Linked DNA regions of Homo sapiens: region 2 is linked to region 1. A link is a loop called in an ENCODE intact Hi-C map of the cell type or tissue named here. Cell type or tissue: heart right ventricle. All regions are shown on one strand. Links, peaks and the distances in the headings refer to the core of each region. The heading gives the core; the rest is flanking DNA. Region 1 overlaps MSANTD2-AS1 (MSANTD2 antisense RNA 1). Region 2 overlaps MSANTD2 (Myb/SANT DNA binding domain containing 2).

Region 1 (9,959 bases), core at 1,221-9,220:
TCCTTTTTCTTTCTCTCTCTCTTCTTTTCCTTTCCTTTCCTTCTTTTCTGCCTCCCTTCCTTTCTTCCTTTCCTTCCTTCCTTTCATCCCTTCCTCTCCACTCCCCCTTCTCTCTTTCTCACCCTCTTTCTTTCTTTTGATGGGGTCTTGCTCTGTCACCAGGCTGAAGTGCAATGGTGCGATCATGGCTTATTGCGGACTGGAATTTCTGGGCTCAAGTGATCCTCCTGCCTCAGCCTCCTGAGTAAGTGGGACTATAGCCATGCGCTGCCATACCTGGCTAATTAAAAAAAAAATTAAAGAGACTGGGTCTCTCCCTCTGTGTTGCTCAGGTTGGTCTCAATCTCCTAGCCTCAAGCAATCCTCCTGCTTCAGTCTCCTGAAGTGTTGAGATTACAGGTGCTAGCCACTGTGCTTAGCTATCAATGAGTTTTCGGTTGTATTTGCACATGCATACTAAAGAGGCAAGAAAAAAAAAACTGAAGATACCAGCTATGCGTCCTCCAATTCTAACTCCAGCAGATACCAGCTGTGCATCCTCCAATTCAATTCTAACACCTTCCACCTGGAGACAGGCTCAGTCACATCCCACAGGCTGCGGGCTCAGTCCCACAAGGCTGCCCCACTTCAAACGCCAGTCATAACCACAGGCTGTAACCTGTGCTTCTGACCAAGCAACTATAAATTGAGGTTTTCAGGGCCCTCACCTTGGGTTTGATTAATTTGCTAGAGTGACTCATAGACCTCAGGGAAACACTTTACTTACACTTACCCATTTATTACAAGGATGTTACAAAGGACACAGATCAAGAGCCAGCTGGAAGAGATGCACAGGGAAGGGGTGCGGAGCTCCCATGCCCTCTCCAGGGCACCACCCTCCAGGCACCTCCATGTGTTCAGCTATCTGGAAGCTCCCCAGACTCTGTCCTTTTGGGTTTTCATGGAAGCTTCATTATGTAGGCATGAATAATTATATCATTGACCACTGGTGACCAACCCAAACTTCAGATCCTTTCCCTTCCCCAGAGGTTGGAGGGTGGGGCTGAAAGTCCCAGCCCTCTAATCATGGCTGGGCCACCATTTACCTCATTAGCATACAAAAGACTCCTGTTGCTTTAGAGATTCCAAGGGTTTGGGAAGCTATATGTCAGGAGACAGGAGAAGACCAAATATATATTTCACAGTATCACACACACATACTCTCTTGATCACAGGTGAAGTTTTGCCCAAAGCAACAGAAGTGAAGCAAGCTTCTATTCTCACAGAGGTTTGGGTCCGGTAGATACTAATAACTTCTATTCTCTGATGCATTGTAGTAGGGCAGACATTAAGCATTTCATGTGCATTTTTTTTTTCTTTTTGAGACAGGGTCTCACTCTATCTCCCAGGCTGGAGTGCAGTGGCACTAACACAGCTCACTGTAGCCTCAATCTGCAGGGCTTAAGCGATCCTCCCACCTCAGCCTCCTGAATAGCTGGGATTACAGGCATGCACTACCATGACCAGCATATTTGTATTTTTTGTAGAGACGGGTTGTTACTATGTTGCTCAGGCTAGTCTTGAACTCCTGACCTCAGCCTCCCAAGTAGCTAGGAATACAGGCACATGCCACCACAGCCAGCATATTTTTGTATTTTTTGTAGAGACAGCTTACTGCCATGTTGCTTAGGCTGATCTTGAACTCCTGAGCTCAAGGGCTCCACAGGCCTTGGCTTCCCAAAGTGCAAGGACTAAGGTGCAACTGCCACACCCAGCCTTTCATATGTATTATCTTATTTAAGCTTCACTTTACAAGTGAGAAGGGCAGCCTTGGCTCAGAGAAGTTAGGTGACTTGCAGCAAATCACATAATTGCTAAGTGATGGATCTGAGCTTTAGCCCCAGGACTATCTGACCTTGGGTCTAAACTTATACTACTGTATTTTTCGTTAAGTCAGTCAGAGTTCTATCCTTTGACAGAAAGTATAACCTTCTTTTAAGGCAGAATAAGACCCTCTGCCCAACCCTGCTCTTTCTTTCTCCTCCGCACTAAGAAGACAGCGAATACAGTAGAGGGTTTTGGACTGGGATAGTGGTTGCAGAGAAGATCTGGAACTAAAAATATGGACCAGGGGTAGAAATGGTGGTGATTCCACCAAACTTGGAAACACTTAACAAGACCCCATAACATGCAAGATATGCAAGAAATGGGGTACATTTTCTATACCAGTGCCTTAAGTAAAAAAATTCCTTGTTAAACAAATGATTTAGAGAAGACAGAACCAAATATATATATATAGCTGTGTGTGTATTCTAATAAAGGTTGTTAAAGTCTTAAAGTTAGTGGTGGGAGAAAACAATAAAAAAATATGAAATCTCCCTATGTTAATAAACTAATTTCAAATACCAAGGGTTGGTTTTTGGTTGGGTGAGTCTGTTTTTGCCTTGATTAAAAAGAAGTGATTTTTTTCTTCAGCCTAGTTTTCCTGGTATGAAAGGCAAGAAGGAATGACATTCCATAACTGTTATAGAGGTGAAAACAGTTTTATTTATTGGTGGTCATTACCGGCCTATAACCAGGGCACAACCTTCTTGGTAAACATTTACCAAGCATTAGTGGAAGATGATTCACTAACTTTTAAAACTCTCCTTCCCTTATATGCATATTAATACCACGATATCTTTAGCTTTTAAGTCCATATATACAGGCACAGGTGCGAATAAATTCAAACATATCACTTGTAGTGGTTTACATAAGGGCTTGCTAGTTCAAATGGGGTTGTTAGTTTTGCATCTCAAATTAGTTCCTGTCAACCCAGCAACTAAAGAAAATTCCTTTGTGAAAAAAGTTTCCAGGCATGACCCAGTAATTGTTTTAATGGATTTTCAATGAAGGGTGAAGTACCATGCTATGTAGCCTGTGGGCATTCCATAAATATATTTTGACTGATTCTGTTAACAAACTACATAGAAAAAACCAAATACTTACTATCCAATCCTCTTATATTGTTTCCCATAGGCTCTGTCTGTTAGTGTATTTATAAGCATTTAAAGTGTATAAGGGAGCTCTGGCAGTGAGAGTGAATTGCCCAATGCAGAGAAGCACTCTGGGCTGGAGGGTTTTACTTAGTCTAAGATTTTCTTTTTTTTTTTTTGTGAGACGGAGTCTGGCTCTGCCGTCAGGCTGGAGTGCAGTGGCATGATCTTGGCTCACTGCAGCTTCCGCCTCCTGGGTTCAAGCGATTCTCCTGCCTCAGCCTCCCGAATAGCTGGGAGTACAGGTGCATGTCACCACGCCTGGCTAATTTTTGTATTTTTAGTAGAGACAGGGTTTCACCATGTTGGCCAGGATGTTCTCGATCTCTTGACCTCGTGATCCACCCTCCTCGGCCTCCCAAAGTGCTGGGATTACAGGCGTGAGCCACTGTACCAGGCTACTTAGTCTAAGATTTTCAGTGTGCACCTGAGATTTGCCCTTTCCAAAATGAGGAAGAGGCCTGAAGCCGATCAGCTGAAAGAAGTACTAAGCCCTGCAGGCTGAAAAGGTAATGTCCCACCTATGCTGGAGGACCTGATGTTGGTATAGTCAATTTTCTGTCTTCTATGTAAGGTATAGATCTGCTCTGATCTTGACATTGTGAAGAAAGCTACTATACTGTCAGAATCTGCTGTAATATAGCCCTGAGATGAGAAAGGTGTGTAGAACAGAAATCTTCACTGCCCTTCTCCCAAAACATTCATTGACCCCTCCTGTAAGATATATATATATATATAATTATTATTTTTTCTAGACAGAGTCTCGCTCTGTTGCCCAGGCTGGAGTGCAGTGGTGCAGTCTTGGCTCACTACAATCTCAGCCTTCCAGGTTCAAGGTTCCCAGGTTCCCAAGCAGATTCTCGTGTCTCAGCCTCTTGAGAACTGGGGCTACAGGCACACGCCACCACACCTGGCTAAGTTTTATATTTTTAGTAGTGATGGAGTTTTGCCATGTTGGCCAGGCTGGTCTTGAACTCTTGATCTAAGGTGATCCGCCAACCTTGACCTCCCAAAGTGCTGAGATTACAGTCATGAGCCACCGCGCCCGTCCTGCATTCTTGCTGTGTGTGTGTAACCCTTGCTATAGTTATATAATTTAGGTTGAATTTAATTTATACGTTGACTATGATCTGAGGGTCAAGATCATTTGGGATAAAGGAGAGATCAACTACATGTCCGTATACTGCAAGTTAGAATTTAGTTAAGAAGGCCCTGAGTAGATTCCAGAATTATAATAAAGCTTTCATTTTTAGTTTGAGGAAACTTCAATATGGGCGACAGAACAAAGAACTCGGGTGGTAGGAATTAAGTTGGTAGGAATTAAGAGGGTGCCTGCCAGACGGGCTGGAAGTGAAGGAAGCCATGTGCCTGCAAAGCTGTTTAGGGCTGCCATGTGTTTATGCCCTGGCAGAAACCTCTGGTTAGAAGTTAGATCGCTTACATTTTTCTTAAGTAACCCATTTTGTTACATCCATATGTTTTCCCTCTTTCCAGAAGGAAAAAAAAGTATCAGCGAGCCCTTCCTCACGGATCAGGAAGCTCAAGGGATTACTCAAGTACATTGGCGGCAGTTACAAAGATATTTTCTTTTTTTTTTTTTTTTTTTTTGAGACGGGGTCTCGCTCTGTTGCCCGGACTGGAGTGCAGTGGCGCGATCTCGGCTCACTGCAAAGCTCCGCCTCCCGGGTTCACGCCATTCTCCTGCCTCAGCCTGCCAAGTAGCTGGGACTACAGGCGCCCGCCACGACACCCGGCTAATTTTTTGTATTTTTAGTAGAGACGGGGTTTCACCGTGTTAGCCAGGATGGTCTCGATTTCCTGACCTCGTGATCCACCCGCCTCGGCCTCCCAAAGTGCTGGGATTACAGGCGTGAGCCACCGCGGCCTACAAAGATATTTTCAAGCATTGTTCTCCCTACCCCAAATTTCTGAGTCATTTAAGTAGAGAAACAGCTCTTTTGCCCTGGCTCATATATGAAAAAAGTAGAATTCAGGCCAGGCTTCAAGTCTAGGGATGATTCTCATTAATGAGGTTAGGTCTGCCACCTGGTGGTGAGAAATAAAATGCCACTTGATTTTCTCATCTGATCTGTCCATATACCACACTTAAAAATTCCACTTTGCAAATCCATCCTTAACCTCTGACTCGGGTTGTGCTTGCCGCCAGCCAAAAGTTCCCAACTGATGACAACGGCACCGACACCTTGGGGAGAATTTTTAGGCAACCATCTGGAACTCATTCCCTATGAACACATTTGAAGTGTTTTAGAACACTGGTAGGTGGTTCTACAACACTTCAAATGTGACTTAAGGTAGATTTTAGGAGAACAAGGTTCTCCTAAAGAGGAAAGATAGCACTAATTCATTCATTAGTACACAAACTATTGTGTAAAAAAAAACTATGCTCTTCAATTTGTAAACAAATGTGTAAGACAATGCCCCGCTCCATCAGTGACAAAGAGATGGGAGTGGATAACCAAGTTAGGCTGGGAAAATAAGAGTAATTCTTGCTTCCCGTTGAAAGGCTGAGGAGAGTGCAGAATCATCTGAAGCCATTAGGGGGAGTGCTAAGTCTTCAGAAACACACACACACACACACACACACACACACACTCGAATACTAGAATATGAATTCTGGAATATGTCCACAATTATTTGGGGATTTGGCCTATGGATCCCTCACAGAGGGTGAAGATACCCAAGTACCCTGGAGAGCTTCAGCTTCCAGTAACCTCCTCCAGCACTGAAGACTTCAGCTCCTTCCTTTTTTCACCTGCCCCTATTTTCCTTTCCTTGTAGGCCAGTACTCTCAAAGTGTGGCCCCCAGTATCACCACTGTCACCACCTGGGAAACTTTCAGAAATGCAATATCTCTGCCCGTACCCCAGATCAAAGGAATCAGAAACTGTAGGGCAGGGTTAATAAGGCCTCCAGGTGATTTTCATGCAAGCTGTGAATCTCTAGTCCAGGGGTGTCCAATCTTTCGGCTTCCCTGCCACATTGGAAGAAGAATTGTCTTGGGCCACACATAAAATACACTAGCTAAAAAATTTTTTTTTTTGCAAAAAACCTCATCATGTTTTAAGAACATATATGAATTTGTGTTGGGCCGCATTCAAAGGTGTTCTGGTCTGCATGCGGCCCATGGGCCGTGGGTTGCACAAGCTTGCTCTAGTCTTAGGGTGATCCTCTGGGCACAGACCAGGGAGACTTGTCGGAGTGGGAGCTAAGGGGAGAAGCAATGGGTCCTAGAAGCCAATCTAGTTACCCAGTCCAGCCCAGAGTGTTAGAGGGAGCAGAGAACAGCCACAAAGGGAGGTGGCAGAGGTTTTTGCCAACTGAGCACCAGCTTTGTGGACACTGACCCTCCAATCACCCTTGGTCACAAGATCTTCAGATGGGAGACTCAGTCTTCAATTAAAGCGACACTAGAGAAGAATCCCTACAGTACCCAGAGCAAATAAGATAAATAGGGCTGTGTCCACCCCACCTGGGTGCAGCTCCAGCTCTTTTCACTCCCTTCCAGATCCGCGGAAAGCACCCCTGACACGCATATATTTGTGGATGGGATACCTGGATTGAGAGCGAACTCCATCAACCCCCCGAGACACTGCACCCTGCTCCCTCCTCTGCTGGAGGAACTGCCACTTTCTAAAGGAAAATACTATTTAATGTGCAGAATTACAGTACACACAATACTTATAGTATGGCAAGTATTAGTCCTTGGTATTTTTTCCGCCACCTTTTCCCATCTCCCCATCCTGTATGCCTGTGCCTCCTTACCTTTCTAGCACAAAACAGGCACTTAAAAAATAGTGCAGAATGAACAGCTGAAGCTTGCTTCTACTATCTTCCATATTTTTCTCTGGCTGCTGTCAAAAAGCGCCAGCTCAGAGCCAGGGTGGCCGACTTTGTCACAGTCTCTGCTGGAAAACGACATTTTTTAGGGGGAAAATCATAAGCCAATGCAGACATGTCCCTGCCCCCTATTCCTTCTCCCTGCACGTGGGCACACAATGGGCGGCCGGCAGAGGTGGGGGAGTGAGGAGCACAGGCTCCGTGTGTCCAAAGTCCCGGGTCACCTCGGCCTGGAATCCATCTAACTCAGCTGCAAACCAGAAGACGCGGCCTGGGAGGGGCGTAGAGCCCTCCCCCACCTCCCCGGGCTGGGTGACTGTCAGGCCGCATCTGCTCCAAATTTATGGCTCCTCCTCGGGCCGCCGCCGGCCTCTCCACGGCCTCTTTACCAACTGCAGCCCCAGCTGAGACCCCTCCCGCGGGGAGGGAGGGAACACGAAGCGCGGCCGGGGCTGGGGGCGGGGAGCAGGTGTGAAGCGGGGTGGCAGCGGCGCGCGGTCACCCTCCACCGCGCCGCGGAGACCCGGCGTCACCCCCACGCGCACACAATGGCGCGGGGGCCAGGCCGAGGACGGCCCATTAGCGGCTGATGGAGGAGGCGGGAGCCCGGCGGGCCGCCTAATCCCCGCACGCGGACACCTGGGTGGGAGCGCGGGCGAGTGGAGGGCGCGCCTGCACGCAGGATCCCGGGCTGGGCAACGGCCTAGACCGCCTCTCGCCAAACCTCCCACGCCAGCGCCAGTCCGACGAACAGGAGCTGGTCCAGCGAACAATAAAAGGCCCCGGGGCTGGGGAGGGATGGAAGCGCCCTTGGAGCGCGCAGGCTACGGGCGCCCCCGGCAGCGCCCCCGCGCCTTCCCCTCCCGCCCCGCGGCCGCTGATTGCCTATTGTGCGTCCCCTCTGCGGCCGCCCGCGCGATGCACTCTGCGAGCTGGCCCCTTCGTTTCTAAATGAGCAGCCAGCGCCGCAGACACGTGCCAAGGGAAGGGTAGTTCACTGCGTGGGGCGGGGGGACATGCAATAAGACAAGAGACCGCACGGAAATAGCTCCGTGCCCGTCTGCTGCACTGTCCTTCTCACGTGCCTTCGGACAAGGGGACTTTCACTCTCTCCCCTCCTCTGCCCCAATCGCTCTGTCTCCCTGAGACTGACCACCCTCTTCTCTAACCCGAACTCCGCAGGGGAGCCTTCAGCCTTTTATTATTATTTTTTTCCTGGGTAGTAGATGTCTTTGCCTTGGCTGGGCTCTGGAATGCTCAGGTAAAAAGTGGGTCTGGCCGGATGCAGTGTGTATCTTCAACACGGAGGCTAGAGAATTGGATAGAGGAGCAGCGCTAGTCTGTGACAGCTCCAGACGCCCTGCTCCAAGCACCCCAATCCTAAGCACCCCAATCCTCTGGTATCTTCCGTCCCAGGGAACTCTGGCTGGTCGTCATGGCTTTGTTTAATGCTCCTCTCTGCCACACTACCGCGTTCCCTGTGGGATGGGAACCTCTGGGAAAGGACCTGACAAGGGACCAGAAAAAGGTTTGGGGAATCAAAGTCTAGTAGTAAGGGGTCCTACCACTGATGGTTTGGACTCACGGGCAATTTACAGTTGGATGGAAGCTGAAGTGTCATCAGATTTAGAGGCCACAGTCTGGCAGCCTGTGGACCAAATCCAGGCCACCAACACATTTTGGTCCATAAAGTGTTTTTTAAACTTTCCATCATGAATAATAGCATATTGTGGATCATAAATATATATAAATTAGTGAGAATGCTATAATAAACCCCCATAGTCCCACCACCCAGTTTCAGCCAGCACTTAATCTATTCAAAGGCAATCTTCCTTCATCTATTCTCCCACTCTCCTCCAGAATTTGAAGCAAATCTCAGAAATCCTATCATTTCTTCTTTAAGTACTAAAAAGTAGTCCTAAAAGATAAGAATTCTTTTAAATAGCATAATAATATCAATATCACACCTAAAACAATAATTCCTTGTCCTCAAATATATAGTCAATGTTCAAACTTCCCCAATTGTCTTATTTTTCTTTATTGTTCAAATTGGGATCCAAATGAATCTCCACAGTGCATTCTCTCCTTTAATCGGATAATCCCCCAGTTAATCTCTTTTTTTCCTGGAAATTTATTTGTTAAATAAACCAGATCATTTGTTCTGTAGAATTTTCCACAGTCTGGATTTTGTTAAATGTATCCCCATGGTGCCATTTAACATGTTCTTCTACCTCTACATTTCCTGTAAATTGGTTGTTAGATATAGAGGCTTGATCAATTAATGCTGGATTTTTTAAAGAATAATTCATAGACCATAGTTTAATTCGATCCAAAGTAATGTCTGCTTGTCAGTGATGACCATTGTCTAGACCCATTATTTCATTAGGGATTGCCAAGTTGTGACATTCTAGTTCTATGATTCACTCTTCATTTATGAGCTTGAATACTTCTCTAAAGAGAATCTGTCATCAATGATTTGTTTATGCAGAGGTACACGTCAAATAGGAAAGGCAGGATAAATGCTTGATTCTTTCCCTTATTATTTATCAAAATAATGAGGTGATTCCTCAGATTCCCCTAATGGTGACCAACGATTTTTTTTAAATCACTTATGAACAAATGGATTTAAATATATCTCATGTGTTTCAAACCAAGTATATTTTGATTGGGCATTTTAAAATTAGAAGATGTCATATTAAAAACATTGACCTCTGGCTTCCGTTGTAGAATATCTGGCAACCTTGAGTCCTTTTCCAGCAAGACTAGAGCAGACTTTGGCTGAGGGGCACTGCCTCCTTCAGTAGGCATTCATTCTTGCCTTGGCATGCTTTGATCTTCTTAGACCCTGGACCCCCTGCCCTGCAGGAGTAAGTCTGTAAAGCAGATCCAATCCAAGTCTCTCACCTTATAGATGAGAGAGCTGATGAAGTAGCTTACCTTCCTGAGACTGGAAGACAAGTCTCCTGGCTGCCTACCAAGACGAGGGTAAAGCAAACAGGGAAGACCAGCTGGTTTCTGCCTTACCTGCAAGTTGAGCTGAGCCAGAGACCTGGGACCACTTCAAGATAACCTTCCTCCCCATTTGCA
Region 2 (9,959 bases), core at 1,203-9,202, 58 kb before region 1:
ATCAAATTATGAAAATAAAAATTGGAGCATGTAATGCGCAAAGAAACAGAACAATCCCACAACTACATATATACTCTTAGTTAGGCCCTACAAGTTTAGATTTGATGACCAGGAATTTTATTTTCCATTTTTAATGCCTATGACTGTATAAATAATTCCAGCTACTGTTGGGATGCGATCCCTTAAGAAGTGTGAAGGAACATGATCACACAGTTCAAATAACAGCTCTATTCAAGATAAATGGAGGCTTCCCCTCATTTTGTGTTCAGGCTCAAGTCTGAGAGAAGACCTTTTCCAAATCATAAACAGAAAAGAAAAATGTATTTGGGATAAAAGAAGGAATTCCTAAGAACAACATCTACAGCAGTTGGGCCAAGATATCTTAGCAGTCATCTTAGAACTAGAAGGTACAGGATATTTAGAATTGCATAGGATGTTACCTGTCACTGAGTGTACTTGTATAGCTCAGAATTAGAAATTCTTCTGTGTCTTTGGGAATCCTGCTGGTAAACAACTTGCCAAATGAACAACACCAAGCACCAGTTGGCAGTTTAAGGCTAAACCAAGGATGCCCACATTGCCCCAAATAGACTGGGACATGCAAATTCATGAAAGACATACAAGGCAGAGATGCCCTTTATGCCTTATGCTGACCACTATAGGGAACAGTACCAAAGATATTTACAGGTAATAAGTACTGGTGCACATACATAAAGGTATATAAATATACACAAACATAAGTATCATATATGTTGGCTTTCTTACCCAATTCCTGATCTGTTGGATAGCCATGGAGATCCTGACTGTGGTTTCCCCAGTCCTCCTGTGAATAGTCCTCCATAGTGCTGCCATCTGACTCCAGCTCCTGGTACAAGCCACTACTGTTAATAAGTACAGGCTGGCAGGGCTGAGCATCCCATCCTCCCTGACCAAACACCTGTTCCAACTGTTCAAATGTGTAACTGCTCTTTCTTTTCCCAACACCATGTTCTTTCACCCGACTGTAACACCTGCGAAGGGTCTAAGACACAAAGTCTTTTGTTATTCCTTTAAAGCTGTACTTCCTCTTCCAGGTACGGACCACAGATATTAATTACTATTAGACAGACACAGACAGACAAACATAGACACATTGTTACAGGAATGCTAGATTTCAAATTCATTATTATATTAGAAAAAAATACTAATTTAGCATTTACTCAAACATGTTATAATTAAAACAATTATTTTGCAATTAATTATCCATTAAACAACAAGAAACATTACAACATTATTGCATGTACCCCATACACATATTTTTATACCCCCACCCCCATTTAAAAAGAATAAGGGGGAAAAAAAACAAGAAATACCAGCCAGCCAATAGGATGCACACCTGCCACAGAAGAGAGAGAGCTGCTGTTGTGCCCAGAATTTGGAAAAAGTGAGGGAAGGGAGGACAGAAAGAAGAATTTCCCAAAGCAAAGAATACCTGCCTTACTCTTGATTAAGAAGGAATGAATACAGGGTAAAAATAATTGCCTAGACAAATTAGCTAGTAAAACATATTACTTACATAGTTGTATTCCTTACTAACTCAGTCTTTGTGGAAGCCGCTAAAATTTAAAACAGAGGTCAAATCAATAATGCTACAAATTCCAGGTCTCAAACATCAATGATCAAGAAACAGTACACTAATACCTACGTCTAAAGCTAGACAATCTACTCGTCTGTTCTACCAACTCAAGCTGCCAGCTAAACAAACCAACAAATGAAGCCAGTGATTTCTTTCTGGGGAAAAGGACGGGACAGAGGGGTGTTATTTCACTTCCTTTTCTGCCATGTGGCACACAGCAAATAAATATCATTATGCAAATCCACAGACAAAACCTGAATAATTTTATTCTCTTGTACAACCCTTCCATTTTTACCATGGTCTTTATTTCTAACACATATTTCTGATTATTAGCCCAGTTTCCTGAATTTAATGGTACATCTTATGCTATCTTATATGGCATTTCAAAAGATAAATCAAGGGCTTAATCCCAGCTTCCAAATTTAGTTAAGTTGCAACCAGTCTCTATCCCATCTCTGCCTCCCTTTGTTCCTTCTAATCTCCCTTCTACTTTACTGAGTTTCACTAATTATTTTCTTGAAATAAGATCTCTTTTCCCTGGTGGCTACCAAATACTTTCTAACTCAACTGTTCAAAAGTAGTTCACCTCAGACTTAATTTGTAGGCACTGCCAGACTAAATTTATCCTAAACGTGAGATTGCTCTCCATAAGCCAATATGTTAACTATTTTCACCAAACTAAAACAACTCTTAATAATATCTACAAAGCCTCCAAGGAAGTTCAGTCTCTTTATTTATATATTTTTTGAGACAGCACTTCGCTCTTGTTGCCCAGCCTGGAGTGCAATGGCGCCATCTCGGCTCACTGCAACCTCGCCTTCTGGGTTCAAGTGATTCTCCTGCCTCAGCCTCCCAAGTAGCTGGGATTACAGGCATGCGCCACCCTGCCCGGCTAATTTTGTAATTTTAGTAGAGACGGGGTTTCTCCACGTTGGTCAGGCTGGTCTTGAACTCCCGACCTCAGGTGATCCGCCCGCCTTGGCCTCCCAAAGTGCTGGGATTACAGGCGTGAGCCACCACACCCAGCCAGGAAGTTCAGTATCTTTAAATCACAGTTGACAATCTACAAGACACTCTATCAGATACTTTAAAAATTTGTCCCTTGAAGCCAGAAATCTAGATGGGTAAAAGGAATAATAAAAGCACGACATGTGTGATGATCTTCCTCACACAAAAACAGAGCAACAATTAAGAGTCTCCCACCCTAAAGCCAGCCGGCCTACCCCCTGCACAAGCATCTGCCTCATTCTCCCTTTCTTGAGATCTCTTCTGGAGCCTCAAATGATGCCTTAGAGAACTGAGGTTTCCAACGATACACTCTTTTTAAAAGTGTTTCTTCTTCCTCTTTGTAAAAGATAGTCACAATTACATAAGACAAAACTTTCTAGAACAAACCAGAAATATGAACTTGGCAAATGTGTGTCATGGGCAAACCTTCCAATGGAAGGAGACAAATGCCTGCGGCAGAGCTCATTTGACTTTCTACACACTCCCCCTTTCCCAGCGCCCTCTGCCCTCCTTGCAGGGATTGGAATTTGAATTCCAAACATCCCTTGCCAATTTATTTTTATCTCACAATGTCTAGTTTCTGCCTCCAAGAACACCCCAACCACTCTTTTCAACTCCTCCAAGGACCGTAAATGGAGAGTCCCAACCATGTCCCTTTCACCCTTCCAAGGCCATAAATGGAGAAGGAAACCATGCCACTGCTCACTACTTACTGACTCCCTGGAGAAAAGCATTCAGCACACACAAGGGCCCAGTTGGCTCTGTTGCTGACGGTTATTTCGGAAGTCAGGGAATAAAACTAACATTCCTTTCAAGAAAGGTGCCACACATATCAGGAAGTGACACAAGCATAAGCAAAGCCACCAATCTCTGGCGATAGACATGGTAGGAAACCACAGCAAAGACTCTTACTCTCTTTGGAACCACCAAATTGAGCTTAATACTTCACTTGGCTTATGTAATTGTGAATAAGGAAACTAGCAGTATCTAATGGTTACAGATATGGAAGAAAAGTCAGGTGACACATTTTACAATTTATCAAAAGACACTAACAGATCTTGCTACTTCTTACTTTGTAGTGTACTTTTGTAATACACTTGAATACTGCACTATGCTAGTATGTAAAATATCTATCAGGGGCCTGAAGGAAAGATGTTTGGTAACTTTTAAATCCATGATAGGAATTTGATGTATTGAAATCATGTTAAAAAAGATTTCCCAACTGATTTTAACTCTCTCAAGATATAAATGCACTTAAGAGGTAACTTCTGGGTTCAGTAAAGACCACAGATCCAAGGAGAGGCTATTTAAATCACATCAACTAAGAAAAAAAAAGAGTAAGAACTGAAACTTCGGCTTGACTGGTACTGTAAGAAGCACTGGGATTGAGTTAAACTTGAGGGAGTTTAGAGATGGATAAAAAGGAACTATGGAGACCTTCCAATTATCACCCACAATAAAGCAAAAGAGGTTACACTTTCCACACTCTAAATTAGCCAAAGCATGGAATTAAGACTGTGCGTGTCCCAGTCCTAAATAAACCCACTTAAAAACCTACTCTAGAGCTGAGATTACAATAATGCTCAGAAAAACGAAGCCTCAATTCCCATTTCAGACAGCTCTCAAACCCAACAAGAACCTCAATTTGGCTTTCTTGGAGAACCATGTCCTATTCAACACAAAAATCTTGCTTCCCTTTCTTCTTCCTTTATTTTACTCATCCTAGAAATTTGTAGTAACTTAAGCTTAATAGTTTCTAAAAATTAAGGTCTGGGGCAGGGGCAGAAATGTGCTTAAAATTATTAAAAACTATTCTATTCACAATTAGAGATTGTAATTTTCCTGACTGTTGGAAATCTCCCCGGTAAATTGACATGATGCTGTTGTCTCCCCCTGGAGGAAGAGTTGTGAGAGAATACTGTATCCTGAAAGAAGCTGTAGGGATAGAGGTCAGGAGGAGTCAGGAAAACCTGGACTGAAGAACTAAAGCATAGGTAACAACTTGATCGGTGGTCAACCCAGAGGAGTTCATGGTATTTGATTTGGAAGCAATGGCAAGAGAATGCTTACTAAATCCACCATGCCAAGTGCTTCATGACTATGAAGGGAAAAGAGCCAGAGAAAAGACTTCAAAGATGTCCCATTACCAAAGCAGGGAGAAAAATAAGATGGCTGACAACTGACAATTTATAGGACAGAGTGAAAGTTTTGCCAAAGTTTAAGATTAGAGTAAAAGGAAATGAGAGAATAAAAAGATGACATTCATTGTGGATGAATGTATGGGGAGTCTATGGGGGAGGGGGAAGGTAAACAAAGGCAGGAGTTTTAGATTGGCAGGATTGGGGGTTTAACGGCAGCAATGTAGAGAAAGACCCAGGGTTACAGTACACGTAACATTAAATACAGTGCACAATGCAGCTATCTTGCCAAAGTAAGTAAATCCAGTATTGGGTTGTATAAGCAGAGGAATCACATGTAAGCTATGAAGGTGGCTCTTCCTCTCTATTCAGCACCGGTGAGGCCACAGCTGGAGCACAGCATTCAGTTCTGGGCATCGAACCAGCTACAAGAGAGGGAAATTGTAGAGTTCAGAAAAGGGCAAATAAAATATTGAAAGGCTTGGAAAATAAGATCTATAAGCAGGGACAGTGGTTTCATCAAAGCCCTTCCTGACATTACCTAAGCTACTTTTGGGGTGAAATTAAGGTTTATTTTGCTTTAGTGTCCTCCAATCCTTTGACTTTCAGGAAATGGGAAGAATTAAATTCTTCCCTGGTAGGGCAAAGTAGAAAACAAACTAAATAAATCATAAAGGCATATGCCAACCAATTCCAGTATTGGCTTAATAATTTTCTCAAAGTTTGCCCCATTTCATACAATCATAAAATATTCACCAGGACAAAAACACTGTTCTAGCTAACTGACCATACATGGAATGGAGCACTATAACGTGGAGGAACAGAAATAAGGCATAACAGCTATATAAATGTATTGTTTAGAAAACATTGGCTTGATCAGTCTAAGATGTCAGATGAAAAATAAAGTCAATCTGCAAGGAGGACAGCTTAGTTATAATAGCAGGAAACAATGTTACAAGAAAAAACAAGCAGTGAAACAGATTTTCAAATGTAGCTGTCAAGCTGGCCACACTGGAAATGGATTACATAGTTATCTTAATCCACTGCCAAGTACACATGATAAATTTGAGATTCCTTTTACCCAAATGATTAAAGAGCACACTTATTCACAAACAAGGCCTTAAAAATCACATATTGTGCTCCACGAGAGATGAAGAAATTACATTGGGAGTAAATTTCCAGTGACTAATTTTCTTATAAAATTGTTAAAAATGATACCTCAGACTAAAGCAGATTTGTATTTTGAAGCAAGATCTTTGCAAAATAGATCTTTCTTATACCTTTAAAGTTACTATTGTAACTGTTAAAACTAGTTGCTCTTAGTTAATTGAGGCAACGAAACACCATTTAATATCTTTAAGAAAAACATTAATTTCTTGAGCTATATTTTGTTACTGTGAGCATAAAAGTAGGAAAGACAATATCTTATGTAGCATACATAAATAAAAAAACATTTCTGCACACAGTAAGAAAGATGTTAAGAATCTAGCATAAATTTCTATGTACATCTTTTGACACAGAGCTGTAACTAATGATTAGGAAATTACTTAAGGCAAAATCCATCTGGGGCCAGCAGAACTTTTGCTACCTTTTTTCTTAGGTTTTCTGTTCATTGACATCTGACAAACTGACTTGCCAATCCCCTAAATCCTTTAAAACCAACCAAACAAAAAAGCCCCAACCAAGTAAAACCAAAAAGAAAAATGTAGCAAACTTGTTTCACACTTACTGCTACAGAACAAGTTTTGGCAAATACAAAATGTTTTTATTCTTCAATCTTTTGCTTTTCCTTTCCAGGGCAGAAGTTCTTAACCTTTTTGAGTCATGGATCCACTCCTCAGAAAAATGCACACATACACAACCTGTCCCATACGATTTCAAGGGGGTACCTGGACTCACTAAAGAACCCATACAAGAACGTCGTTAAAAAATTCTGCTCTGCATTATGTAGTTCTTTCCTCCATAAAATATAACATACATTAGTTTGAAACCCTAAAATAAGGTAAACTTGTATCTTAGATTTTATAGGAGATTCTAAAGATTGGAACAATTACTTTAAGTACAATTATCAGTTCACTCACTATTCTGTTCATTTAGATAAAGCAGCATTAATTTCCTTTAAGAGGTAAATTAGCCAAATTCCCGTTTCTTGAAGGAAATAATTTCTATCAGTAAAAGCATACAAGGGCCGGGTGCGGTGGCTCATGCCTGTAATCCCAGCACTTTGGGAGGCCAAGGTGGGCGGATCACCTGAGGTCAGGAGTTTGAGACCAGCCTGGCCAATATGGCATAACCCCGTCTCTACTAAAAAGACAAAAATCAGCCAGGCGTGGTGGTGGGCACCTGTAGTCCCAGCTACTCGGGAAGCTGAGGCAGGAGAATCACTTGAACCTGAGAGGTGGAGGTTGCAGTGAGCCAAGATCGTGCCACTGCACTCCAGCCTGGGCGACATGAGGGAGTCTCTGTCTCAAAAAAAAAAAAAAAAAAAGTGAAAGCATACAACGATATTACTTTACTCTTCTAAAAAATATAGCACTTCTTTCTACCTGCTGGGCAAGAAATCTTTTTTCTGAAGTAATAATTAAGTGATATTAAATGATTCGTTATGCTGATTATCTGTTCCAACTGCATCACACAGTACTTGATCACTTATTGTCTGATTAACTTATCGATATAGATGCCAGATAAACTACCTCAAGTAACAACTTAAAACAGAAAAACACACATCCAGAAACAAGTATAGTAAAGTAAGTCTTGACTACGTTCCTTAGTAGTCTCTATGGCTAAGCTCTCACATCTTCCAGCTTTAACACTGCCTAATGTCTAAAGGGTCTCACAGGAATAGGCAATGTCTACAATAATTCAATCCTCAACCCAATGGGATCACAGTCTAATTTATGACTCTATTAAAACTGTTCCTATTGTGATCATCAATGTCTTTTTTTTTTTTTTTTTTGAGACAGATTCTCGCTCTGTCGCCTAGGCTGGAGTGCAGTGGCACAATCTGGGCTCACTGCAACCTCTGCCTCCTGGGTTCAAGTGATTCTCTTGCCTCAGCCTCCCGAGTAGCTGGGACTACAGGCACCCACCACCACGCTCGGCTAATTTTTATATTTTTAGTAGAGACGGGGTTTCACTATGTTGGCCAGGCTGGTCTCAAACTCCTGACCTCAGGTGATCTGCCTGCCTTGGCCTCCCAAAGTGCTGGGATTACAGGCGTGAGCCACCACGCCTGGCCAATGTCTTCTTAATAACTGAATGAAGCTCAAACTTTGTCCTTAACTCATTTAACTTCCCTGCAGCATTTGATACTCTTCATCACCTGCTGATATCACTGTCTTTGGCAAATGTCTCTTTATAACACTTTTTGTAATATACTGATCCACTAAAGGTGGGTGGAATTGCCTAAGGTTCTAATTACAAACTAGGCTCCATCTTCTAAACATTATGGAGCCAGAATCAGTGGCTCATGCCTATAATTCCAGTACTCTGGGAGGCCAAGGCTGGAGGACGCTTCAAGGCCAGGAGTCAAGACCAGCCTGGTCAATATAGCAAGACTTTGTCTCTACTTAAAAAAAAAAAAAAAATTAGTCTGGGTGTGGTGGTGTGCACCTGCAGTCTCAGCTACTGGGGAGGCTGAGGCAGGAAGATCCCTTGGGCTTAGCAGGTAGAGGCTGCATTGAGCCATGATCACGCCACTGCACTCCAGCTTGGGCAACAGAGTGAGACCCCTGTCTCTAAAAAAAATAAAAATAGAAAAACGTAATACAAGTTCTGAACATAAAAGAACCTCAGAGATCATCTAGTTCATCTTCCTCACTTAACAAATGAGGAAGCAAGGCCCAAAGATAAGTATTCCTTTAAGAGGAGTTTGGCATATGAAAATTATCAAATGCCACTTAAGAAACTTTAATGTTTCCTAAGAAGTTATTTCACTAGATTGTAAGCTCCATGAGGTAAGGATTTTATCTATCTTGGTTGTCTCTATTCCCCAAGCCTAGAACAGTGCTAATCACATGAGGCTTATTCAAAATATATATTTATTCAATACATAATTAAGCTAATTTTAAAGTAGTAAATCACTAGCAAGAGGATAAAATTTTTCTTAGCAAAGAACATCAGAAAATTCATTGCTTAACTAAAATAAATTATCAAATCAATGAATCTTGATGGGCGGGGCTCCTGAAACCTTTTGAAAATAGCTGGGCAAGGCTATTTTAAAAATATCTATCATTCTTGTTGTTATACCTTTCTTTGGGCGGGCAGGCCACGTGCCAAAGGGAGCTCTGCAGCCCTGTCCAAATTTTATTTCTTATGCCTTACAAAGTAAACAAGCAAATGAAATAGTCAAGAATGTAAGGTAGTTCTGTCAAAGACAGGAAGGGGGAAAGACTCGATTGCTTTCTGATTTTAATCGGGTCAAACAGAATGACCACCACAAACGAAGAGATCTTACCTCTCTGGAGCCTCAGTCTTTGTGGGGAACTGTCCAGGACTGAATCCTATCAGCTTGCACTTCATTCTGAATCTGGCTATCAATGACTCACTCACTTTGTGTTTATAACTGGTCAATACTGCCTCCATGAGAAGAGATTCTTGCCTAGAATATATATTAATAATTCAGGGCCAGGTCCAGTGGCTCAAGCCTATAATCCCAGCACTTTTGGAGGCCAAGGCAGGCAGATCGCTTGAGGCCAGGAGTTCTAGACCAGCCTGGCCAACAGGAGATACCCTGTCTCTTCTAAAAATACAAAAATTAGCCGAGTGTGGTGATGCACACCTGTAGTCCCAGCTACTTGGGAGGCTGAGGCATGAGAATTGCTTGAACCCAGGAGGGAGAGGTTGCAGTGAGCTGAGACTGTGCCACTGCACTCCAGCCTGAGTGACAGAGTGAGACTCTGTCTCAAAAAATAAAAATAAAAAATAAAAGAAAGTAAAAACAAAACTTTAAAAAAATATAAAATTCAGGAAATTTTGATTGTCAATGAATATCAAGTTCTAAGTTTTCTAGGTTCCTTCATGCTAGCAGCTGAGGGTCGTGCCCATTCAGATTACTAAGAAAAAAACCCTAAAGAAGGACAATACTAATTGTTAAAAACAAACATCTTCCATGGCTCAAGGAACTCAATTCATGTAACCATAAAGCTTCTGACCCTATGCTATGTGTGCTTCTCATGGACACTCATACAATGATCTCA

The links. Peaks named below come from ENCODE experiments on the same cell type or tissue, not always from the same donor. Only the 100,000 strongest peaks of a DNase experiment are listed, where the experiment ranks them.
Region 2: a loop joins it to region 1, with 2.4 times the contacts of the local background. A loop is called at or near these places in 63 of 110 quality-filtered maps.

What each region holds. Positions count from the first base shown.
Region 1 is chr11:124,832,100-124,842,058 of GRCh38, forward strand. MSANTD2-AS1 (MSANTD2 antisense RNA 1) reads left to right here. Exons shown (of 5, transcript NR_103862.1): 5 at 787-2,388. Among named protein-coding and RNA genes, the nearest start is that of ROBO3, 28 kb to the right of the region's middle. In heart right ventricle, for the core only: CTCF peaks have their summits at 5,058 (motif pointing left) and 5,258; DNase peaks (open chromatin) are centred at 4,714, 5,062 and 7,242; H3K4me3 peaks cover 2,483 bases; H3K27ac peaks cover 319 bases; H3K27me3 peaks cover 3,470 bases.
Region 2 is chr11:124,773,954-124,783,912 of GRCh38, forward strand. MSANTD2 (Myb/SANT DNA binding domain containing 2) reads right to left here. Exons shown (of 4, transcript NM_001308027.2): 2 at 766-1,021. Among named protein-coding and RNA genes, the nearest start is that of ESAM, 17 kb to the left of the region's middle. In heart right ventricle, for the core only: a CTCF peak has its summit at 4,517 (motif pointing left); no DNase peak of the experiment used is centred there.